Linked DNA regions of Homo sapiens: region 1 is linked to region 2. A link is an interaction called in ENCODE POLR2A ChIA-PET data of the cell type or tissue named here. Cell type or tissue: MCF 10A. All regions are shown on one strand. Each heading gives the region's core, and the rest is flanking DNA. Links, peaks and the distances in the headings are about the cores only. Region 1 overlaps SUDS3 (SIN3A corepressor complex component SDS3). Region 2 overlaps TAOK3 (TAO kinase 3).

The links. ChIA-PET counts read pairs that join two places held together with the same protein. Peaks named below come from ENCODE experiments on the same cell type or tissue, not always from the same donor. Only the 100,000 strongest peaks of a DNase experiment are listed, where the experiment ranks them.
Region 1: POLR2A ChIA-PET joins it to region 2 with 5 read pairs; 2 of 35 experiments call an interaction of 5 or more read pairs at or near these places.

Annotation. Positions count from the first base shown.
Region 1 is chr12:118,410,579-118,423,023 of GRCh38, reverse strand. SUDS3 (SIN3A corepressor complex component SDS3) reads right to left here. Exons shown (of 12, transcript NM_022491.3): 11 at 11,867-11,951; 12 at 4,991-8,689. The coding sequence ends at 8,591. Among named protein-coding and RNA genes, the nearest start is that of SUDS3, 40 kb to the right of the region's middle. In MCF 10A, for the core only: no CTCF peak of the experiment used is centred there; no DNase peak of the experiment used is centred there.
Region 2 is chr12:118,300,896-118,313,340 of GRCh38, reverse strand. The region is part of intron 1 of TAOK3 (TAO kinase 3); the gene reads left to right. Among named protein-coding and RNA genes, the nearest start is that of TAOK3, 66 kb to the left of the region's middle. RefSeq lists an enhancer at 5,043-5,142. In MCF 10A, for the core only: no CTCF peak of the experiment used is centred there; DNase peaks (open chromatin) are centred at 5,560 and 6,160.

The DNA of each region.
Region 1 (12,445 bases), core at 2,202-10,201, 110 kb before region 2:
AGGAAGGCGAGTCCTCGATGGGAAAGGGCAAAAAGATAACCAAACAGGGAGCAAACTGGTTTTAAAGTTCAAGGCTTGTGGCCAGGCGTGGCGGCTCACGCCTGTAATCCGAGCACTTTGGGAGACTGAGGTGGGTGGATCATGAGGTCAGGAATTCAAGACCAGCCTGTCCAACATGGTGAAACCCCGTCTCTACTAAAAATACAAAAATTAGCCGGGCATGGTGGCAGGCACCTGTAATCCCAGCTACTCAGGAGGCTGAGGCAGGAGAATCGCTTGAACCTGTGAGACGCGGCGGTTGCAGTGAGCCAAGATTGTGCCACTGCACTCCAGCCTGGGCGACAGAGCAAGACTCTGTCTAAAAAAAAAGAAAAAAGAAAAAAAGTTCAAGGCTTGTGATGTATGTTAAACACACGCTACTATTTGACTTTAAACATGACTCATATCCACTTGTCTTTTTGCTCAAGCCATTTCCTCTGTATGGAATTCCCATTCTTGGTCATAGACACTGCTCAAGGCCTGCCTAGCTTTCTCTGAATCCCCCAAAAGAGCCTAGAACACTACCTAACATGCAGTAAAATTCAATAAATGGTTTTTGAATTGAATGCAATGACAAATGTGTTCCTCAAGCTTATGATTATTTACTATTTCAAGTAGATGAAGAAACACTCCAAACAACTGGCTGCAGGTGACCAAAAGATTATCATAGCAAAGTTCCCTGTCTTGTTTGGGATAAGAGTGAAGGTCTCCAGGGACCCGTTCTGTGGTGGAAACACTTTCTTCCAATAATAATGAAAACAAGAATAACAAGGAAAAATAAATATGTATTGCCTTTAGTCCCGGCTACTTGGGAGGCTGAGGCAGGAGGATCGCCTGAGGCCAGGAGTTTGAGGCTACAGTGAGCCATGATGGTGCCTGTGAATAGCCACTGCACTCCAGCCTGGGCAACACAGTGAGACCTCATCTCTAACAATGTGTGTATGTATATGTGTGTGTATATATACATGTGCATATGTGTTATATTACACACACACATATGTACGTGTGTGTGTGTATATCTATATACACAGAAAGGGAGAGAGAAAAGACTATGTCCCAAACACTATTTCTAAGTACTTTATCAATAATAAATTACTTAACCCTCAAATCAAATCTGTGAAAAAACAGCAGTTGTCACCCCCATTTTACAGTGGAAACTGGGTAGGGTGACCAACCATCCCAGCTTGCCCCAGTCTGACAGGGCTCCTGGGATACAAGACTTTCAGTACTAAAACCAGAAAGTCCCAGGCACACTGGGATGGGAATACCCTAACACTGAGGCACACAGAGACTAAGAAAATGTCCCAAGGTTAATGAGTGGCTAGGCCAGGATTATGAACTCAGGGCCTTCATCACCTCCACTGGGCAGGTACAGACAGAGGCAAAAATGAACCCATAGAACGATGGCAGTGTTAGGGTATTTCCATCCCAGTGTGCCTGGGACTTTCTGGTTTTAGTCCTGAAAGTCTCATATCCCAGGAGCTGTCCACTATGCTTTCCAGCACCCAGCCCGGCATAAAGAGGTCCTCAAATGATTGTCCTAACCATATTCCAGCTGTAGTACTGACTATAGCCCAGCTGTGGTACTGACTATAGCTCTAAGACCACAGGAAAGTCATTTAACATCTCTGGGCTGCAGCTGTTTTCATCTTCAAATGAAGGGCTCAAACTAAATCAGGAACACTAAATGGACTCCCTTGCTCACAGCAGAAAAAATGGATTGGGCAACTGTTTCTTGCTCTACTGGAACTTGGGCCTCAGAGTCCTTCTCACCCCTGCACCTGGGGCAGTCCCCACCCATTTGTAGGAGGTGATGCTGAGCATGGTCTCTAAAGCCAGCAGCTTTACCTTCGTGGTCTGCTGTTAGCTGAAGTAGCTTTCCTGAAATGGTTCTGATCGCTTAGGATCTAGTAGTCAGACTAGCATCCAAAGAGAGAAGTATACAAATGGCCACAGCATCTGTAATGGTAGGGACAGTCTCCACAGACTGGCAGTAACCATGTCCAACCCTGTGTTATGTACTCCTCACAGTACAGCAGGGTGAATGAGGGCAGGGACTCTGGAGAGACTGCTTGGGCTCAGAATCCCGGCTTGCCATTTACTGGCTGTGTGACCTTGAGCAAGTTACTTAACCTCTCTGTTTCTCGATTTCCTCAATTACAAAACAAGGACTATAATTGTAGCTACCTCATAGGGTTGTTACGAGGATTCAGTGAGTTAACAGAATACTTAGCACAGTAGGTGCTATGTTTTAAATATGTTTTTAAATTGTATTCCTACCAGAAGGAAATTGGGGCTGTGTTAATATTATTAGAATCCTCAAAAACATATCTGAAGTAGATATGATTTAGCAAATGAGGAAACTGAGGTTCAAAGAAATTAAGTTGCCCAAGGTCACACCTAGCCAGCTTAACAGTAAAGCCAGATTCAAATCCTGATTCCAAAGCTTCTGTTCTTAGCCATAATGCCACCCTGCATCTCAGTAAACACTCAAACACTTATGAAAATAATTGGTGGTGAAATAAAGGGGGTTCCTGGTTACCTGCAGGGGCTTGCTAACCTGTACTGTACTCCTGCGTTGAGTATCTGCTTGCTCCGTACCGGTGTTGCTGACTCCCAGGACCTGGGGCATTGTTTTCCTGACTGGCTCTGGGAATGCCACCTACTGTACCCCCTGCCTGTCCACACCACTGGCAGAGAGAGGTGATGCCAACAGATCTGAGCATCAGCCTACGGAAAAACACAACACACCGCTAAGTCTCCGACTTCTGAAAAATATGAATCTTTAAGATTCGGGTTATTGGTCTTCTCGTATCAGTAAAGTGAATATTTTATAGATCTGTATCTTTCAGGGAATCGAGTAAACACAGATTAGAGAAAATGAGCAAAGGGATTAAGCATCTCGGTACCTATGCTGTCTCTTATCTACCTCTCTCCTCTAAGGATCCTCCTAAATCTACTTTTTTGTCTTAATAATCAGTTATTCACAAAAACATCTATTCTGGTAAACACCAAAGTTCCTAAAGCAAATGTATTCCTCACCATATTATGTTCAAAGGGAGTGAAATGATGTTTCTAGTTCATTCCATCTGGTGCTTTTTAAAAGCAGGAAAAGTGCTTAGCCTTCCCAAGGATGGGGCTTAGAGTTCCTCAAATGATAGTGCAAGAGGCCAGAAATTGGTTCTACTCCTGCCTCTGCCCAAAGACTGCACACTCCTGGTTTGGTTGATAAGCAGGTCGCCAATTAGAACTGAGCAGTTTCGGGGCAGGTGACATGGAGCTAAGGTATTTATTCTTCCATTACAGTGCCTCTACAGGAGGGCATGCCATGGAAAGGTCCAGTGACATCAGAGCATCAAGATGCTGAAGGCCCAACTCCATACCGACATTTTTAGAAACCAATTCAATGGCTCCAACTCCATAGATGATAAGGCAGGGAGGGAGGAAGTGATCTGAAAAAATACCGATACATGTTTTTGCCCAAAGGCTCTCTTGTAGCTTATTGGATAAAGCAGTTCTCATCACGACCAATGAGCTGTTTCCATTCCTTTTTAGGATGGTTATACTCATGCAGGATCAACAGAAAGCAAGCTCTTGGCTGGTCACCATGGCTCTCAACTATATTGCCAAGAGAGAAACCCAGAGTTATCAGGCAGGGGAAAGGGTCCTGCAAATAATAGTGTTTGTACTTCTAGCATTTTGCTCTGGGAGCATGTGTGTATAGGAGGTGAAAGCAGCTTATGTATTTTAACAAACAAACAAAACCTCCCAGGGAAATCCTGAAGAAAGGCAGAAATGTTGAACGTAATTTTAACAGATTAACATGGGGAAGGACTGCAAAGTGTAGTGGTTAGGGGAAACCTGGCTTGGAAACTTTAAATCCAGACTGTTATGTACTGTGTGACCTTGGAGAATCACCTCCTCTAATTCAAGGAGTCTGTTTCCTTCTTTAAAAACTGGTGAGATGCTTGCTTCATGGGTGACCAAAATAATAATTGAATACTGGTGACAGCAGCAGTGTACTCTCCTTAATTTATTATGAGGCTTAAATGAGGTAACACAAGGGAAGGGGCCAGCACCCAGAACATGCACTATTACTCACCAGTTTGCCTTGGCACATCATACCCTAATATCATTTGCTAACATTTACAGAGTATTTACGTATGAGGCACAGTGCTGAGCTCTGGGTTTCTAGAATTAAGTCAAGGCTTAGACTGAGCCAGCCTTAAATTTGGGAGTTAGTACTCTTTCAGAGATTGTGAAGATTAGTGAGAAAGTGCCTCCCATGAGGGGTTTAGTACAGTGCCTGGCATATATACAAAGTACTCAGGAAAAGGCAGACTATGACATCAAGGGCAAGCCCCACTTGCCTTGGGAACAATGGGGAGGGTGAGCAGGTTGACCTGAATCTGTTTTTCCCCTCCCCAATTAGTCATATCCTTTGCTGCTAGCTCTTTGCATTCCTGGTCAATCCCTAGCCTATACCAGGTACCTGGCTCTTCTAGAACAACCATGGAAGGAAGCAGCTCAAGAGCTTGAAGGTTAAGGTACTTAAAATAGAGAAAACTAGTTGGGAGGAGTAGCTGAAAGTCTAAGGGGCTTGTGGGTTCTGGGAATGTTATTTCTTGATCTGGATGCTATAATAGTTACATGGATGAATTCACTTTGAGAGATTTCAACAACTTCTACAATTAAAACTTGTGCACATTTCTGTCTAATTCAAACATTTTAAAAACAGAAACCACCCCTCTCCATCATCTAAAGCATAAAGCAGTCTTTCCCAAAGGGGTGCCATAACTGGGTCACAGGTCGGTCACCTGTGGCAGCACGCAGGCTTGTTGGCTGACCCCGGGAGCAGTACAAATACCATCACTGTTTGGTTAAGATTGGTAGGCACTATCTCAAAAGCCAGGAACAATATCCTCCTTAATCATGCACCAAATGAACAATATCCTCAATCACAAGTTTATTTCAAGATTGTTTTTCCACCCAAGATCCATTCTATTCACTTGATTTTTAATGACTTTTATCTGCAACAAGAAGAGTGCACAAACATTTAAGGGTCAACACCCCAGATTGCTCTTTACAAAACTGAGTATTAGCCTGACATCATTCTGTATCTTAGTCTTCACTAAGAATTAAATGTCTAGAATATCCCTTCCTCTGCCCTAACTTCCTTTCCCCATAAGCAATGGATCAAAAACCTAAAATAAATTTCTATCACTTATCAAGTCAATGGATACAATACAGACTTCATGCTGGTTTTCTCTTTGAAAGTTTATTGTTTTCTTTAAAAAAAAAAAAAAACCTATACCTTTTATATTTTACATTCACCTCTCAGAATATTTAATGGTACCCGTTAACGATGTTATAAAAAAAGACCATCACCTGCTTGAAATGGCTGCAAATTTACCATGTTCTGGCATTAAAGTGATTTCAACTCTTTGGACAAATTGGTGTAACAGTAAGCACCGAGATTTCAAATTCCCAGATGAGAAAAAAAAAATTAATCAGGAGGAAATTTATTTAGTAAAAATTCAAAGCTAAAGAAATGTGAGAAGGAAGCCAAACCCAAAAAACTGTAAAAAATACAATCTTCTCTCCAGAATTAGGTTAAAAAATACAGTCAACCCCATTCTAAACCCCATATTTCTTAGAAAAGTCACCCAGTCCTGAACACAGGGTCTTATACACAAATACATGTAGCTTGATTTGCAGATCAGCCTCTGGGATCGACCTTACACTGGCCCCAATTAGAAGTTCAAAAACAAAAATTAAGTTAGGTAGTCAGACATCTATAAATACTAGTATCCGCATGAATGAAAACACCCTGGCTTTGGTATGGCTACAGAAATCCATCTGGAAATTATTCAAAAGGACGTGGTTCAGGGAAAAGGGGGTAGGCAGGGCATGGGGGGAGGGGAACACACAAAACCCCCAAGCAGAGGTAAAATGAATATTGGAACACACCCGCAGCAAACACTGTACATAGACTTGAGGCAGATGCCTCTAACACAACACATATACAGGTTCTTGATCAAAATGGTCTGGACCAACCTTTTTCAAAGTAATCACCTGCAGGAAAGAGTTTAAACTTGGAAATTCATCTGGTGCCCTGGGGTCTAGTGAGAAACAATGACCTTTTGGAATAATGGCCACCCAGGCTAGAAGCTAGCCTCCTTCTCGTCTAGAAACTTCAAAGTCTGTCTTCCCCTTTAGTAAGGCTTCTGCCCACCACAGAAGTACCCCCATCTACTAACAGGAAGGCTGCTTCTGTTCCTGGTCACCACTGAGGCCTGTCAGGCTTCAACTGCTGATTTTTCACCTCTGGGGTGACAAAAGAAAATATTAAGTCCTCTGGGATTAGAAATGTAATTTACTATGCTGATTCTCAAAATGGACTTCTCACCTGCCCCCATTTTCACTAGGCCCAATTAAGAGTTGTGAGGACGCCGAGGAGAAGGCAATGGCGGAGTCGAGACTATGACTAAGGGCGCCCTCAATACCCTCAAAAGTCAGAGAGGAGAGAAGGCAAAAGTGCCCATACCCTGGTCTTCAAATAAATAGTTGCTTCACAAAAGCAGAGGTCCCACAGAGAAGGCCAGAAAAAGAGGCAATTTGTTCCTGCTTCAATGCGGAACCCCAGTGGTTATCAATACAATCCTCAACTATAAAAACAAACTTTGGTATACTGTTTAGGAGGACAAAACACATGATCATTGAAAAACTCCACCTTCAATGGAAAAATACATGAAATATATCTAATTTCCATCGCAGGGCACTACATGAAAACCAACAGCTGCACAATATGTGATGTGACACACACATCGTATGTGTAACAGTTCAAGCGAGGGAAGTCCTGCCTCACAGTCAAGGCTAACAAACAAGAACAGGTGAAGCCTGTGTTTACCATGGGCTGGGTTCACTGTAGTAAACATCATAGCAGTCGGGGATTGGAGGGCAGAGAAGAAATACAGAACCCCAGGCAACTTTTGATAACAGCGTCATTTATCCTGTTTTCTAAATAAGACTCCAACACCAGAAAAAAAAAAAAAAAAGAGGAAAAAACGGATTGTAAGTTAAAACAAAAATCTATCTGTATAAGTCTTTACTTGTACAAGTCTGTACAAGTCAGTAAGGTTTGGTCTCTGCAGAGCCAGAACTTCAGAGAAGGTGATTTAATTGTCATCACAGTCCCCCCAACTTGCTTGGGGGTATGTACATCAAGAGACAACATGAAGAGAATCACTTGAGACCAAAAGAATTACTTACAAAGAAAGATTTCCTAGGATGTGTAAGTTCTACTGATTGCTCATAGAGACGCTAACAGTTGCTCTAACCCCAAATTTTTTGAACATCTCAAGATGGCAACATGAGTATAGAAAACCCCAACACTCATCACCCAATGAATCATTTCTCCAATCATGGGAGTGAGGGAAGGATGTAGGAAAGGCTGTTTCATCAGGACTCATTAGGGAGGGTGTCAGTCCAGAGGCAGCCACAGCAGAGCTTTCCTTGTCTTCAACCTGGGCCAAATGAAGCTGTGAGCGCTCAGGGCCTGACAACAAAGTTCTCCACAGGTTTGGAATGGCCAATGTGCAATAATGGCATCAGCCACAAGAGTGAAACTTGAATCGTGCATGAGGGTCTATAGATCACTGATTATTGCACTATCAATCTCACCTCCCACCCGTAAAAGATTACCCAGATAATCAGCCTGTGGCACATACTTACTACTACCTACTTGGGAACAAGGGAGAGGAAGGAATTACAAATGAAAACTTCTGAAATGACCACTGCTTATTCCAGCTTAAGCTAGAACAAATGTTTGAATAAATCACCTGCATTAAATAACATTTAAAATATGGTACCTTCAGCACATTATAAATATGAAATGTCCCCTCCCCCAACCCCATTTACTTCAGTGCACATAGTCTTCCAGGCAAGCTTTTCCATCGCTCAGCGAGCGGAATGGATGGTGTGCACAGATGTTACACAAAGCATTTATTTCTCTGAGAAGGCCGAGAGCCACGAGAATTCATCATCTCCTGCTAGGACCTCTGCCCCAAGCTTCTGGGCAAATAGTGAATTGGACGCGACAGGGAAAGTAGCTACGTGATCCACTAATCAGATTCAAAACATGAAAATGCACTGGAGAGTGTATCCCTTCCTGCTCTTCTCCATGGTAGAGAGACTTAAAGATAATCAATAAAAATAGCTGTCCCTTCAAACTCAGAGGAGGTTTTCAAAAACAAGTATAAGCAAAAAATAAAGAAATAAAAGGAAAGTAAATCAAACCCCCCAATACGCCTGAAAGTAAAACAGTCTCATGGTGACTGATGTCTGGAAGAAGTTGAGGCAGAAAAGACTGACAAAGTTGGAAGCATCCGGCCACAAAAGTGCCCTAAAGAATTCACTGCAGTGCTCTCCATTTCCAAGGCTGAGTAGCTATTCCCAGTAAGTTAACATTTTTCTATTAAGGAGAAAACGAAACAAAACAAAAATAAAACCCACTCCAGAAAAAGGGTCAAGAGAAGAGCACTGTAGAAAGTCAAGCAGCTGAGCGCCGGCGGATCACGAAGAGCCCGCGCTGAAGCTGGCCCAGGTAGATCCTCATCTTGGTGCTGTCACTTGTCTTCCTCACCCAGATCTGCAGGGGAGAGGAAAGGGAACAAGATGAAAAGTTAAATACAGAAGAGCAAATCTCCTACACCATCAAAATATCTGCACGAGTGAGATGCAAGCAGAAGGCTGGTAGCCTCTTGCTGGAATAAACTGTCTCAACTTGTGAGGGCTTCATAAGCACCCCTGACCTCGGGCCATCTAAAGGCATGCCGCTGGGAACAGGCATCAGCCTTGAACTCGTTTCTCAGCCATCTCTCTCACACCTGTGATTACGAAAATGGAAAGCACAGCAATCTTGGGTTCCATTTCTGCCTTGATCTTAAAGATGCTTTTAAATTTGGTTTGATTACTGTGTTATCAACACTCAAGAGACATCTATTCATAAACACAAACTTTCAAATTTGGAAGTATTTTCCTTGCTCCAAGGGACTTCCATATTATACAAACTTTCAATACTTTGGTTTCCTGGCAATGAAGGCTAATGGTTGTGCAGAAAAACAGGGAAAAAATATCAACAATAGAAAAATGCCCACTAATGAGCTAAGGCCCAATTAGGATCATGAGAAGGTTGAAGCACTTCCGAGAGTCCTTCCCTCCTCACCATATCCCCCTCTCACAGACAGTATTAGATTACAGTGCATTTTACAGGGCAGATGCATTCTTCCATTGAATTGAGAATGAACTCTTGCAACAGGGGACTGCCAGGGCTGACAAAGTGCACTCAATAAGGGGCATCCTAAAGCCATGGGTGAGAAGGGGAGCTGCTGCCAGTCACCTGACCCCCTGAGCCAGGGTTACTGAGCTCTGTGTGCCAGACACCATGCTGATCAGGCTGAGCTTTTTCACCCGCAAGACAACCCTATGAAATAACTACTATCATTGGCCCCATTTTAAAGAAGAGGAAACCAAAGCTCAGCAAGGCTGAGTCACTTATCACGACGTGAATTCTGGTGTCTGACATCAAAGCCCCTGGCTCTTCTCTACTAAAGCAGTCTCTGGCTTCTTCTTGCCTGTTTTTCTGTAACATGCAATTAAATAGAGCCAAAAGCACAGTTTTTTGAAAGGTCTGCATCTCACCCAAATATACAAGTTTACAGATTTATCTCCTCCTTCCTGGACTCAGTTTTCAGGTTTTAAAAAAGCTTATTCTGTTTCATCTCAATTTCTTTAATGTGATTATTCAGCAGTATCTCTACTGCTTTAAAGTCAAATACACTGGCTTAAAAATTTAAAAAGTTAAAGACCTCACATGAAGCTAAGCCTCCAAGGGACCTTGCAGAATCATTTTAAATGAAAAACTGATCCCAAGAAAAGCTAAGTCAGGGAGTCATCCACACACTCAGAGCTACCCACCAAACCTGCTTGGAGTCAAGCTATGCTAAAGCCAAGTAGCTCCAGTGTCACCTAGAATTTGATCTGAAAAATGAGCTGGAACACTTTCAAGAAATGAGAACGGTTTCCCCATTGCCAGAGTTGCATGTCTTCAGTGCACTGAAGCTTCTCCCCTCCAGAAGACGTGTTTCAGTGTCACCATTTGTCAGATCTCACTGACACTCTATTATGTCAAGACGCGACAATATTCGGCAGAGAGAGGGGAAAAACAATCTAACTTGCATTTATATTTTTCTGAAAAATCTTGAGGTATCATAGAGGAGAATAATGCACTGGTTCTGAAGTTAGGGTCAGGTACTAGAAGGCCACATGTGCTTGTGGAACAACCCAGACAGCCAGGTGCAAATGATTACCATGAAATCGTGACACCTCTTGGCTGAGGACCAGGTCTCTCTATTAGCTTCCCTGTTCTGGTTCTGACTTGGCTTGAGGGGACTCACACGGATCCTCAGCCCAGAGAAGAATGGCATTCATTTATCTAGAAGGCTCTCCCTAACTTCTAAGTAAACAATCATTTTGCAAACTAGTCACATTTCAGGGCATTTTCAATTCAGGAAGCTGGAAGAATAGAAGAGGCTTAAGTTACTTCATAATCCAGTTTCATTACATTTACTGTGCACTGGCACGAATAAGTTACAGAGGGCAGACACATAGAAATCAATTTCTTTGCAGACATTTGTGGACTGATAAAAGATCAAGCCAATCCAGCTATTAAAGTTTTTAACTTTAACTAACAACATAAGTTACACATTGCTTATATACTCCTCATGAAAGACCACTTGGAGAACTCAGAGGGCAGTCATATCATCCTCAGGTATAACCCTCTGAGCTGACTTTAAAACCAGACCCCATCCATCCTAAAGGAGTGTCTCGAGGAGACCAAAAACCAAGGGCATAACCCTGGCAACTTGTTTTGAAGCACAATAGGACATCTCAGCTAGGAAAGACGGCAGGCAAGTGGCGTGTGGGTCGTTTCAGGCCAGCACTCACTTAGTGAGCACTTACTGGGTGCTAGACCCTGTGCCAGGTGCCTCATTCAATCCTCACAGCAAGAAACAAATCTACTGGTATGTGTGAAAGTTCTAGAGAAACAAAACCAAGATGGAGTATGCTCCACAGTCAAGCTCCATTCTCAGTAGATGGTTACCTTAAAAAGAAGCAGGAGTTGGCCAGGTGTGGTGGCTCACGCCTGTAATCCCAGCACTTTGGGAGGCCGAGCTGGGTAGACCACGGGGTCAGGAGTTCAAGACCAGCCTGACCAACGTGGTGAAACCCCATCTCTACTTAAAAAAAAATACAAAAATTAGCCGGGCGTGGTGGTGGGTGCCTGTAATCCCAGCTACTCAGGAGGCTGAGGCAGGAGAATCACTTGAACCTGGGAGGTGGAAGTTGCAGTGAGCCAAGATAGCACAACTGTACTCCAGCCTGGGCAACAGAGTGAGACTCTGTCTCAAAAAAAATAAAAATAAAAAAAAAGAAGCAGGAGTTGAATGTACAGACACCACACAGACTTGCTTTTTGTTCTTTCCTGGAATCTAGCTCCGTGGTTCCCAAATCAGTAGCTGTACCGGGAGTTCACAAATACCCCATGGAATAGACAAATCCGCATATGTTGTAGTCAAGCGAATGTAAGGACTTTTCAAGGATGATTTTGACAATGTGCAATTTCTGCCTGACTTTAGAATCTAACCCACATAGAAGACAGTACTCCACTGTACTTCCTTGGTGGCACTTTCATTTCAGGTTTGCCCTACCAACACTTCGCAGTACACATTTTGCTTCCCTAAAGGTGAGGGAGTGTGGTTCCCACCTCATTGGCTCCTACAGAACTGATCACGCAGCTCAGTTTCTGGTTGTCCTTTGACTCCAGATAGATGGCCTGGCTCTTGTGGTACCTGACAAAAACAAGGCACACATTTTTAAAAAGGGAGGGACAGAGACAGGAAGTAAAAACCAAACAAAACAAAAACACCATCACAACAAAAATTATAATTAAAGAAGTCTTAATAATTCACATTTGAGGAATAGCCTGGATTTCCCATTTAGCTTAATTTAAAGGCTTCCATCCTGAGGCCAGGCGCGGTGGCTCAAGCCTGTAATCCCAGCACTTTGGGAGGCCGAGGCAGGCGGATCACAAGGTCAGGAGATCAAGACCATCCTGGCTAACACGGTAAAACCCCGTCTCTACTAAAAATACAAAAAAAGTAGCCGGGCATGGTGGCAGGTGCCTATAGTCCCAGCTACTTGGGAGGCTGAGGCAGGAGAATGGTGTGAACCCGGGAGGCGGAGCTTGCAGTGAGCCGAGATGGCGCCACTGCACTCCAGCCTGGGCGACAGAGCAAGACTCCATCTCAAAAAATAAATAAATAAATAAATAAATAAATAAAAT
Region 2 (12,445 bases), core at 2,805-10,804:
CATGCCATTGCACTCCAGCCTGGACAACAGAGCAAAAACTCGGTCTCAAAAAAAAAGATAAAATAAAATAAAAAATAAAAAAGAAGAGAAAAGAAAAGAAACAGCCATTCTCTTTCCTTGTAATAGAGCTGAAAATGTCTGTCTTCTGTAATGTCTTGCCTGACTGTCCTACTAGGATCTAGCATTATCTCTAGTTGGATAGCTGTCTCTTTATATATGATTTTTAAATTTTCAGTTTTTAAAGATTTCATTTTGTTTGCTTTTAACTCTTTTAAAATAGCTATTTAGCCTCTTTTCTGCATTTTTCCGTCTTTAGTGTTAGGGATTTTGGGTTCAGTTTTATTTTCACTCCAGATTTTAATACAGGGCTCAGCAGAATAGAGCCTCACCAGCAGATAAGCATTTTTGATTGATGGAATTCACATCTGTTATGTTTCCCCAAATTTATTTTTTTCTCCACAGTCTTTCAACACTCATTATAGTTTTGTTGTGTTAGATCATGATACTACAGGCCTCTAGTTAAGATCGGTGTTACTCAGTAGCCAAAAATAATGTCAGAGTGCAAGGTAGTGACAAAACCTGTTAAAGACAAACAAAAAATTGTACTAGAAGTGATACTCTCCTGTTTCTGATGATTCAACATGCAACTGTGGACAATTAATTTCCTTTAGCTTTGCTTTCATTTCTTCATGTGTAAAATCAGGCTAACATAAGCTGTTTTGTGGATTTTGTGAATAATTCTATTATAAAACATTTGTAGGTTGTGATGCTTATTGAATTAGATATTAGTAATAAGCCTTTAATAAGTAATTTCAAGAAACATCCCTTGCTACCGTCTACTTCCCCAGACCAAGAAAAATCTTAATTTATTTTAGTTGTCCAAGGTATGGTTAGTTACAGGTTATAGGAACATTATGGGTAACTATTATCTAAAATCTTAGCATTGTTTATTTTCAGAATTACACTTGCTTATATAATTTAGCCATATTTTTTCTATAGGCTTTAAAGTAGTCTTAAATTAAGGGACTAGATTTTTTTTTAATGTCAAGCCCTTATTTTAATCTTTGGAATTTAGTAGCTTAATAAAGCTATGTCTCAATGTTTAATTATTCTGTGCCTGTTTCCCCTGGCTTCTGTGTGCCTTTTCAGTCTGTAGCTTCAAGTTTATTTTCATTTGTAGAAAGTTTTTTAAAATTATAGATTTACAATTATATTTCTATTTTTCAAGGAAACTGATTTTGAATATATTATCTTTCAAATCTATAATTTACTCTAGTTTTTAAAAACTTTATTCAAGGTGCTGTTGTTTTGCTACTTTCCTCAATTCTCCACCCATGTCCCTTACCACGTCTCCACCATTGCCAGTTCTTTGTGCTGCTTCTTGCCAGCTTCATTTCATTAGTGGTTTTATTTTTCTCCCCACATCTCTCTTGACTTCTGCCAAATCATGTTTTATTCCCTGTTTTGGCTCACGATATCTTCCATTAACTCTTACATCCCTGCTGTGAGCTCCTGTTTTATATAACAGTAACTTCATTGAGTTCCTTTTTTCTTAAAGTTTATTGGCAGTATGTTCTGACACAGCATCCATTGCTATATGACAACTTTTATTCTCTGAAAAGAGTTCTTCACCTGCCATTTCTTTTTCCCATTTCTTAGTTTTGTTTGGTTTTTAAATACTATCTTTACATAGATCTAATGCTGTTTTTAAAAAAAAAAAATTATTCAACTCTAAATGAGACTTATTCTTTGTCTCTTGGGATTCCTATGAGGAAGGGCCAAAGGCCATGTTTCAGGCTAATAAGAGTTTTCCCTATCTCATGGTGAAAATCCTTATAACAAACTTATTTGTGAGCTCTTTCTTTTTTTTCTTTTTTTCTGAGACAGAGTCTCTCTCTGTCACCCAGGCTGGAGTGCAATGGCACAACCTTGGCTTACTGCAACCTCTGCCTCCCAAGTTCAAGCGATTCTCCTGCCTCAGCCTCCCAAGTAGCTGGGATTACAGGTGCCCACTACCACACCCAGCTAATTTTTGTATTTTTAGTAAAGACAGGGTTTCACCATGTTTGTTAGGCTGGTCTCGAACTCCTGACCTCAGGTGATCCACCTGCCTCGGTCTCCCAAGGTGGTGGGATTACAGGCATGAGCCACCATGCCCGGCCCCTATTTGTGAATTCTTTGTGCCTTTATTTTTACTGAGACAACAATGTACAGTTTTATTTCATTAATTTTGAAGGAAAGGCCAGTATAAACCTTTGCTGGACACAGTTCATTAATTGTACTTTAAAAGTGCTACATGAATACCTATGAAACACTGTAGGGTCATAGAATCTGTAGATATCTACACAAACTTTGTAGATATAGCCAGTAACTATTATTTGTGGATATAGATTAAAATAACTATTATTTGTGGGGGAATAATGTAGTTGCAAAATGTCTTATGAATGTGATTAGTTTTCCCACTGCCCTAAAACTCTAAGTCCAGAATATATTAAGGCTATCTACACTACACGGTTTACACATTCTTGACTCCATTTGACCTCCTGTACTTTAAATCCTTCCTCCATATTCTCCCTTATAACAGAAGAAAAAAGCTACCAACATCACCAAGCAGATGTGGTAAACCTATTTATATAATAGAAGGATGATTATAAACATTTAATAAATTATATCAAATAGATATTATATATTAAATGGGCAGATAATAGAAATCTGTCCAAGCAAAACTCTGGATAATTTTTATGTTGCCTTATTTTTTGTTTTCTGTGAACTCCAAGAAAAATGAGATACCAGTTTGGAACAGATGTAATATTGCTGATTTAACAGTTTAGGGATACTCCCCAAGTTCAATAATTTTGCCAAGATACAAATTTAAATGGAACCTTTTATGAAGCTTCATAGTGTGTGAAGAACTTACCTTGTTTATATGTTTGAAGACATACATATTTCACATTTCAGAAGAGTCTATACATAGCTCACCAAATATCAAAACCACCTTGTTAGAAAACATTAAGGTCTGTCTTATTTATTTGTTCATTTATTTATGAGACACAGTCTCACTCTGTAATCTCACTCTGTTGTAGAGGTTGAGTGCAGTGGCACGATCACGGCTCACTGCAACCTCCATCTCCCTGACTCAAGGAATCCTCCCACCTCAGCCTTCCAAGTAGCAGGGACCACAGGTGCACGCCACTATGCCCAGCTAATTTTTATATTTTATTGTAGAAATTGGGTTTTGCCATGTTATTCAGGCTGATCTTGTGGCCTCAAACTCCTGGGCTCAAGCGATCTGCCTGCCTCAGCCTCCCAAAATGCTGTGATTACAGGTGTGAGCCACCACACCCAGCCAACATTAAGGTCTTAAGCTAATTATGAGAAGGGAGGGAGTTGCCTATGGGGGGAAAGAATAAGAAAATGGTAAAAGAAGAGAAACAGGAAAACTCAGGTTTTTGAGCTACAATAATAATTGTGGATAATCTGCTACCCAGCACATAGCCAGGAGGAAGATAAAGAAAACCACCATGTGGCGGGGCCTGATGACTCAGGCCTGTAATCTCAGCACTTTGGGAGGCTGAGGCGGGCAGATCACCTGAGGTCAGGAGTTTGAGACCAGCCTGGCCAACATGGTGAAACCCCATCTCTACTAAAAATACAAAAATTAGCCAGGCGTGGTGGCAGGCGCCTGTAATCCCAGCTACTCGGGAGGGTGAGGCAGGAGAATCTCTTGAACCCGGAAGGCGGAGGTTGCAGTGAGCCAAGATCGTGCCATTGCACTCCAGCCTGGGGGATAAGAGCAAGACTTCATCTCAAAAAAAAAAAGGAAAGAAAACCACCATTTGAGCCAAGAAGGGAGGGTAGATTTGCAGGGAGGAGGGCAGTTGTTTCAAGAAATAAAATTGAAGAGATGCAACTTAGAGCTGTAACTCATTTGTACATCTGAGAACTTAGGATGTCCATAATTTGGTTTTTACAAAATCTACCCTAGAAGGTTGGCTTTTTTTTTTTTTTTTTTTGGAGACAGTCTCACTCTGTTGCCCAGGCTGCAATGCAGTGGCCCGAGCTCGGCTCATTGCAACCTCTACCTCTGGGTTCAAGCAATTCTTCCTGCCTCAGCCTCCCAAGTAGCTGGGATTACAGACATGCAGCACCACGCCCAGCTTATTTTTGTATTTGTAGTAGAGATGGGGTTTCGCCACGTTGGCCAGGCTGGTCTCGAACTCCTGACCTCAGGTGACCCGCCCTCCTTGGCCTCCCAAAGTGCTGGGATTACAGGCGTGAGCCACCGTGCCCAGTGACATTTAAAATAATATAATTCAAAGAGGGGAAAGAAAATGTTTTAAGAACTAAATTTGAGTGCTCAATTAATTACAACCATACAGGCTTTTTTTTTTTTTTTTTTTTTTTTTTTTGGAGACAGAGTTTCGCTGCTGTTCCCCAGGCTGGAGTGCAGTGGTGCGATCTCAGGTCACTGCAACCTCCGCCTCCTGGGTTCAAACGAGTCTCCTGCCTCAGCCTCCCAAGTAGCTGGGATTACAGGCATGTGCCACCACGCCTGGCTAATTTTTGTATTTTTAGTAGAGACAGGGTTTTACCATGTTAGTCAGGCTGGTCTCAAACTCCTGACCTCAGGTAATCCACCTGCCTCGGCCTCCCAAAATGCTGCCATTACAGGTGTGAGCCACCGCGCCCGGCCAAATTACAGACTTTTCTACACCGTCTACATTCTCCCAAGACCATTTTTGGGCAGCACCCTTGCCAGGTAGAAGTACTGGTATACTGGGAAACATGCTGCTATCCTAGGAGTCAGATGACACTCATAAAAATCAGAATAATAATAACTGATTTTCCTGCCTTACTGGGTTGTTAAAATAATTGAATTTGGTTAGGTATGTGAAAGTACTTTATACAAATGTAAATGTTTAATTTTTTTTTTAAGTGAAAGCAAGTTTATTAAGAAAGTAAAGGCATAAAAGAATGGCTACTCCACAGACAGAGCAGCCCCGGGGGGTTGCTGGTTGCCCAGTTTTATGGTTATTTCTTGATGATATGCTAAACAAAGGGTCTATTATTCATGCTTCCCCTTTTTAGACCATATAGGGTAACTTCCTGATGTTGCCGTGGCATCTGTAAACTGTCATGGCATTGGTGGGAGTATAGCAGTGAGGACGACCAGAGGTCATTCTCATTGCCATCTTGGTTTTGGTGGGTTTTGGCCGGCTTCTTTACTGCAACCTGTTTTATCAGCAAGGTCTTTATGACCTGTATCTTGTGCCTACCTCCTATCCCATCCTGTGACTTAGAATGCCTTAACCTTCTTACATTTACAGATATAACTGTTTAATGTTGTTATTTTTTAAATGTAAAAAAAAAAAAAAAGTAGTCAAACTTGCCAACAGCTTATTTTAAGCAGCTATTGGGAACAAGTACCAGTAACTATCATGTAGTGTCAAACCCTTTTTCGCTATGGCCAGTACAGATGGTAACAAGTCTACAGACTACTCATTGGAGCAGTATGCAGCTTAACATTTTTAGTGTTTTAGTAATAAGATACCATTTCCGTGGTTAGAGAGTCAGCATTCAGAACTTTTGTTTTTTAAGGAAAGAACTTCCGGAACTTCATTAACAGTTCATAGAGGATACCGAGACCTCTAGCTGGCTAGCTAGTGGTAGAACTCTAGTATCAAGTGCTTGGAAATTTGTCTAGCAGTGGAAGGAAAGAAGGGGTAGCTGCAGCTGCTATCCTAAACCCTGCAAAAACACTTATACATACACAGCCTCATTTTTCCCATTGCGACCTAATAACTGAATGCAACAGTTTCTGTTTCCAGTTATGGTTCTCTTTCATTCCTGTTTAAAACAAAGGCAGCAGGTCAAGAAACTAACTAAATGTGACTAGTTAGAGGAGAAGATGTGAGGGTGGGAGGGGGAGTCAGGGAAGAAGGAGGACACAGAGATAGCAAATCCATCATCCCTTAGAGGTTAGGCCAACAAAAATAATTGAATTCCCGTGGGAGCCTAAGGTCAGAGTTAGACTACTGGTTAGATCTGAGAGCTTTGCTTTCTGTTTTACAAATGATTTTAAAGAGAAAACTATGAGGACTCCAGAGATGGGGGGGGGAAGAGGAGGCGGGAAGGTTGATTCATAAAGTGGTAAAAAACCGTGCTCAAAACCTCATTGCTTCTTGCACAATTGGTCAAGAGATGTGTCAGCAATTCCTGAGGCAATGATATAACCTGTATAGTTTAGTAATGAGAATCATTATTATTCTATTTCCACATAATTACTGATGTTTTTTGAACTATCTAGAACTGTGTTGTCCAACATTGTAGTTTCTAGCCAAAGAGCTATTTAAATGAAAATTAATTAAAATTAAACACTTAAAAATTCCGTTCTTCTGTTGCACTAGCCACATTTCAAGTGCTTACTAGCCACATGTTGTTAATGGCTACCATTATTGGATAGTGCAAATGAAGTGATAGACTATTTTCTTCATTATGGAGCATTCTATTTGAATGTACTGATGAAGCAGAACAAACTCTGAGAGCAAAAGTTTGATGTTACTACTTTACAATTGAATGATTAGTTTAAGTCCAAAGTACAATATATAAAATTATCTTTTAACTATGGAACCTACCATTGTGGCTTAGTTACTCTAAGTATCAATAATATTTCTTCAGTGAACATTAAGGTCCACTAAATAAAAGTAAGGACAGATCTATGTTAATTTTAGACTCAAGAACTTGAGGGAAACATGTATGGATTTTTATAAAAATTATGAAACGTTTCACATCCATTTACAATCATGAAGAATATAAGTCAAAAAGAAAAATTTAAACCAAGTGTTGAAATAATTAAAATTATAAGCTGGGTGAGGAGGCTCACCCCTGTAATCCCAGTATTTTGGGAGGCCAAGACAGGAGGATCACTTGAGCCCAGGAGTTCGACACTAGCCTGGGCAACATAGTGAGACCCTATCTAAATTCTAAAAAAATTAAATAAAAACATAAAAAATAAAGTTAGCAGTAAATAGGAATAGAATAAGAAAACTCCAAATGGAGGGAGAGGATCAGAAAAAACAACTATCAGGTACTATACTTAGTTCCTGGGTGACAAAATAATCTATACACCAAAACCCCATGACACCAGTTAACCTATATAATAAACTTGTATGTGTGCCCCAAACCTAAAATAAAAGTTAAAAAACAAAAACCAGCAGTGGTCGAGCTTTAAGAGAAAATAAATTACTCTGAGTATCCAGAAAAAATGACACAGAATCCTTTCTACATTCTTTATTATTTTATGAAACATGGTGTCCTCTTGTAAATATCTGAAAAGTGATTTCTATCCTATGACAGAAGAAGACTAACCTCTCCAAAGCAGCAGAGGAGAAAATCGAATGGCAATTGAGCCAACTTTTTTTTTTTTTTTTTTTTTTGAGACGGAGTCTCGTTTGCTGTTGCCCAGGCTGGAGTGCAGTGGCGTGATCTCAGCTCATGCAAACTCTGCCTCCCAGGTTCAAGCAATGCTCCTTCCTCAGCCTCCCAAATAGCTGGGATTACAGGCACCCGCCACCACACCCTGCTAATTTTTGTATTTTTAGTAGAGATGGGGTTTCACCATGATGGTCAGGCTAGTCTGAATTCCTGACCTCAAGTGATCTGCCCACCTCTGCCTCCTAAAGTGCTGAGATTACAGGCGTGAGCCACCACGCCCAGCCGCCAACTTTTTGACATGCATAAAATAGTAAAAAATTAACAGTTAAATACTTAACAGTTGATATATATGTTCTCTATAGAATATCACATTTAATTATGTCATTTGTTAGTAGTAGTGGATTAAGTTTATTTTTATTATTTTTTTGTTTTTTGAGACAGAGTCTTGCTTTGTCACCCAGGCTGGAGTGCAGTGGCACAGTCTCAGCTCACTGCAACCTCCGCCTCCCAGGTTAAAGGGATTCTCCTGCTTCAGCCTCCCTAGTAGCTAGAATTACAGATGCATGCCCGGCTAATTTTTGTATTTTTAGTAGAGACAGGGTTTCACCACGTTGATCAGGCTGGTCTTGAACTCCTGACCTCAAACAATCCTCCCGCCTCAGCCTCCGAAAGTGTTGGGATTACAGGCATAAACCACCAAACCCGGCGGGTTAAGTTTATTGAATGCTTATTCTATGCATGCCACCTTGTTTAACACATTACATACACTATCTTATTAAATCCTGACAATAAACAATCCTGTGCTCGATATATTTATTATATTATGTCCTTTGTACAGATGAGGAAACTGAACCTTAGATTTGAAACCTGCCATATGGTTAGTTAGGATTAGATCTGGGATTTGAACTCAGTTCTACTTTAATCATAACCCGTGTTCTTAACCATGGTTGCTTTTCCAGATAGCAGGCTGAAGACTACACTCTTAAGCAGAGGATTTAAACATAAATCTTTTTCACTCCAGGTGTCGTGTTGTTTCTCTTTGCCATTTGCCTTTCATAGCAACGGAAAATGAGGGAATAACTGTAATTTTATAATATCTAATGAAATTATTGGCATCCCTATAAGCACAATCAATTTTCATAAGTTTAGTTCATATCAAGATTTAGGAACATTATCTGAACAAATTGCTAAAAACATCACAAATTAGGACAAACTGAAATACAAGTTGTACACATATAACATTCAAAAAGCAAAAGCCTTAAAGCAGTGTAGATAATATGTATCAGTGGCTTCTTATTTCAGATTACATTTTTTTTAAGAGAACATTGTAACCATGCAAAGTTGTTGAAGAATATTTAGGGATTTCCTTAGTGTAAGCATAAATTATGGTAATTTTTCTAAACTGGGGTATGAAGAAATAATCAAGTTATCATACGAAGAAGTCTAGGAAGAGGTAATTAATAATTCAGCACCAATTGGTGAAGGCTTCTTTTTGGTTAATATTATATATTTTGTAGTCGGCCTAGTTCAAACAGCCTGTGTCTCTTCCCTGAGACCTTTGAGGGTTCTAGTTCTTGGTATGAGAAATATCACTAAATGAGAAATTTCTAGAGAGCCAAAATTAAAGGGGGAAGTATGTGCTCTTTAGTTTTCTTCAGTGGAATTTACCTCTAAGTGAATGAAATGTAATTCAGCCCGTTGAATCACTGAGCTATTTTATTGCATTGGAACTCATAAAAGAATTTCTTCTGAAAAACGTGCTTGCCTTTTCAACAACTTAAAACCATAGTCTATTCATTCACCTCATAACCAAGTAGTATAGATAATGACTTCACTGAAACAGTGCCAGACTCTCTTCAGCAAAGTGTTGTTGGCATGAGGGAGGCAAAAGGAAGGGCAAGACCAGGAGTGTAAAGAGAGAAGTTACCTGAACTTTATTTATTAGTATTTAAAATATGGGACCAGGCATGGTGGCTCACGCCTGTAATCCCAACACTTTGGGAGGCCAAGGCAGGTGGATCACCTGAGGTCAGGAGTTAAAGACCAGCCTGGCCAACATGGCGAAACCCCATCTCTACTGAAAATACAAAAATTAGCTGGGTATGCTGGCAGGTGCCTGTAATCCCAGCTACTCAGGAAGCTGAGGCAGGAGAATTGCTTAAACCCGGGAGGTGGAGGTTGCAGTGAGCCGAGATCATGCCATTGCACTCCAGCCTGGGTGACAAGAGCAAAACTCCATCTCTAAAAAATAAAATATGAGAGCAGTAAGGGAAAAATTAAAAAGTAATATGCAGTGCTCCCCTTCAAGAAAGTTATGGCCTAGAGAGAAACCAATTCTTAGAACATAATATGAAGTTTGTAAATGGACGTTAACATGGCGAAAACAGTGCACAGATAAAAGTCAATGCAAAAGAAATGTCTCATAGCATTGTTCTATTGTAATGGAGTTGATTAATTTATTCAGACTTTTGGCAAGTGTTCTTTGCACACGTACATTCTGCCAAACATTGTTTCAGGCATTGAAGATGCAACAGTGAACAAAACAGATTGAAAATCCTGTCCTCATAGAGTTTACATGCTAGAAAGGAGAGAGAGAAAATATGCAAATTAAGTGAAATACCTATTTTATTAAAAGGTGGCAAATGCTGTGAAGCAAAAAAACAGAGGAGGAGGATAAGGAATGGGGGCTGATTTCAATTTTAAGAAGAGTAAATAGGGCTTATAATACATCTTTTATTAAAATCATATTAATCTATGGAAGCTGAAGTTGAAATAGGGCCAAGCTGAAATAGGGCCACTTCTCTAGTGACAGAATAAGTGAAAGGAATTCAGTAAAGGAATGAGAGTGGTGTCAGGTACTTTGTTTATCCACTTTCTGGTCTTGATATTTTGATTGTTTGGGTGGGTGTTTAGTAGTATATTTGGTTTTTTGGTAGAGTCAAAATGGAGTGGTGGTACTGAAGATAGAATAGTGCACGGTTCCACTCATCTTCCCCTGAGATCTGTGTGCATTTATGAAGTTTACAAAATGGTAGTCGTGATATTGGAATTTTCACTTGTAGAAAAAAAATGCTGTGTTTTCCAAATATTTTGAGAGGTCATCATAGTTAAGGAAAATCTGTCTGTTCCCATATCTCTTTTTAATACCAAGTTTATCAGTTATCAGCATTGAATAGTTGTTCCTCCATTTTTTATTCATTTATCCAACATGTCTTGAGTGACTAATATTCTGCACTAATATGTGCAGAAGATTTTTTTAAACACATCTAAATATTTTTTGCTTTGCCACAATTAAAAACAGTGACTATTAGCTGTCCTGTCTCTTTCTTACCTTTGACCTCTTACCTCTCTCCAGCAAAGATCTCTTCTTTACAAAAACTTGTACCTGACCCTGCTATTCTCACTTTATTTTATTTTCCCTATTATACCCATAAGAAAACTGAGGCTTAGAGAGTTTAAGTTACTTAACCAATACCACAAGTCAGAGGCAGAAGCAAAATTCAAACACAGATAATCTTGCATCTGAGTAATGTTCTTACCTAGCACTCTAGACTGCCTTCAGCAGTGGACAAGAGAGATGAGGCAGTGCCAAAACCCTCCAGGCTATACTGTTGTTCATTCTGAGAACCTGGGACTCTTGACCTAATTTTCCCTCTTGCCAGCATTTTTGCTCTGCTTCCTGTCACTGCCAACAGAGTATGGATGTGGTCAGTAAGGTGTGGATAGTACAGGTCACCCTGATTTCCTTCCTTGATCTGTGCAGAAATGCATGCTGTACTTTCTCCACTTAAAGATGAGTGGATAGGGACAGAGAATGACAAAAAAACCAAAACAGATCAAAAACCCCACCATACTGGACAAGTGTCTGAGAGTATACAAATATTCTAAAAGAGGCATTTTGAATTTAAATTTTCTTCACAATTAATGCAACTCTGCAAAAGTTAAAGAGGAATAGCCTGAGGAGAAAAAATATGGTCATAATATAACCCCCAGCCTTTCTTACTTTTGATGTACTTAACCCTTATTGTGCTTTGAGGTTTGAATTTTTTTTTTTTTTTTTTTTTTGAGATGGAGTCTCACTCTGTTGCCCAGGCTGGAGTGCAGTGGCACAATCTCAGCTCACTGCAACTTCCGCCTCCCAGGTTCAAGCGATCCTCCCGCCTCAGCCTCCTGAGTAGCTGGGACTACATGCAAGCGCTACCATGCCTGGCTAATTTTTGTATTTAGTAGAGACGGTGTTTCTCCATGTTGGTCAGGCTGATCTTGAACTCCTGACCTCGTGATCCGCCTGCCTCGGCCTCCCAAAGGACTGGGATTATAGGAGTGAGCCACCGTGCCCAGCTGAGGTTTGAATATTTTGACCATTACTTCAGGCTTTAATGACTGCAGATGTAAATGGAAAAAAGGAAAGTATCTTTGCTGGATCGTCATTCATGAATTCTAGTTTTGGAGAGGAAGGTAGCTACAAAATACAGGGTTCCTTGAGAAAGGTCCTTAAAATTTCAACAAACACTTAAGCAAACTTTTATTATCAAGTTCCCTGTATACCAGGAACTGTGCTAAGTGCTAGAGTTTTTGGTTTTGTTTTTAGCCTCCCTTAACTATTTTGCTTGATGTTTCCACCTCTTTGCAGCTTTAATGGAGCTTTGCTTGACAGTGACATTTGCAGCTGCTTATGGCATTACACTATCTAACATTTATTAAGCACCAAGGAAACCCTGGCAGGTGTGTGTGGAAAAGGCAAAAATTGTAGAACTAAACCATCACTATTTGAAAGTGAATTGAATTTGATACTTCTGGCTGTATGATGGAGGTAAAAATTTTAAAAATAGGCAGGATGCAGTGGCTCACGCCTGTAATCCCAGCACTTTGGGAGGCTGAGGCAGGCAGATCATTTGAGGTCAGGAGTTCAAGATCAGCCTGGCCAACATGGTGAAACCCCGTCTCTACTAAAAATACAAAAATTAGCCGGGCGTGGTGGCACATGCCTATAGTCCCAGTTACTTGAGAG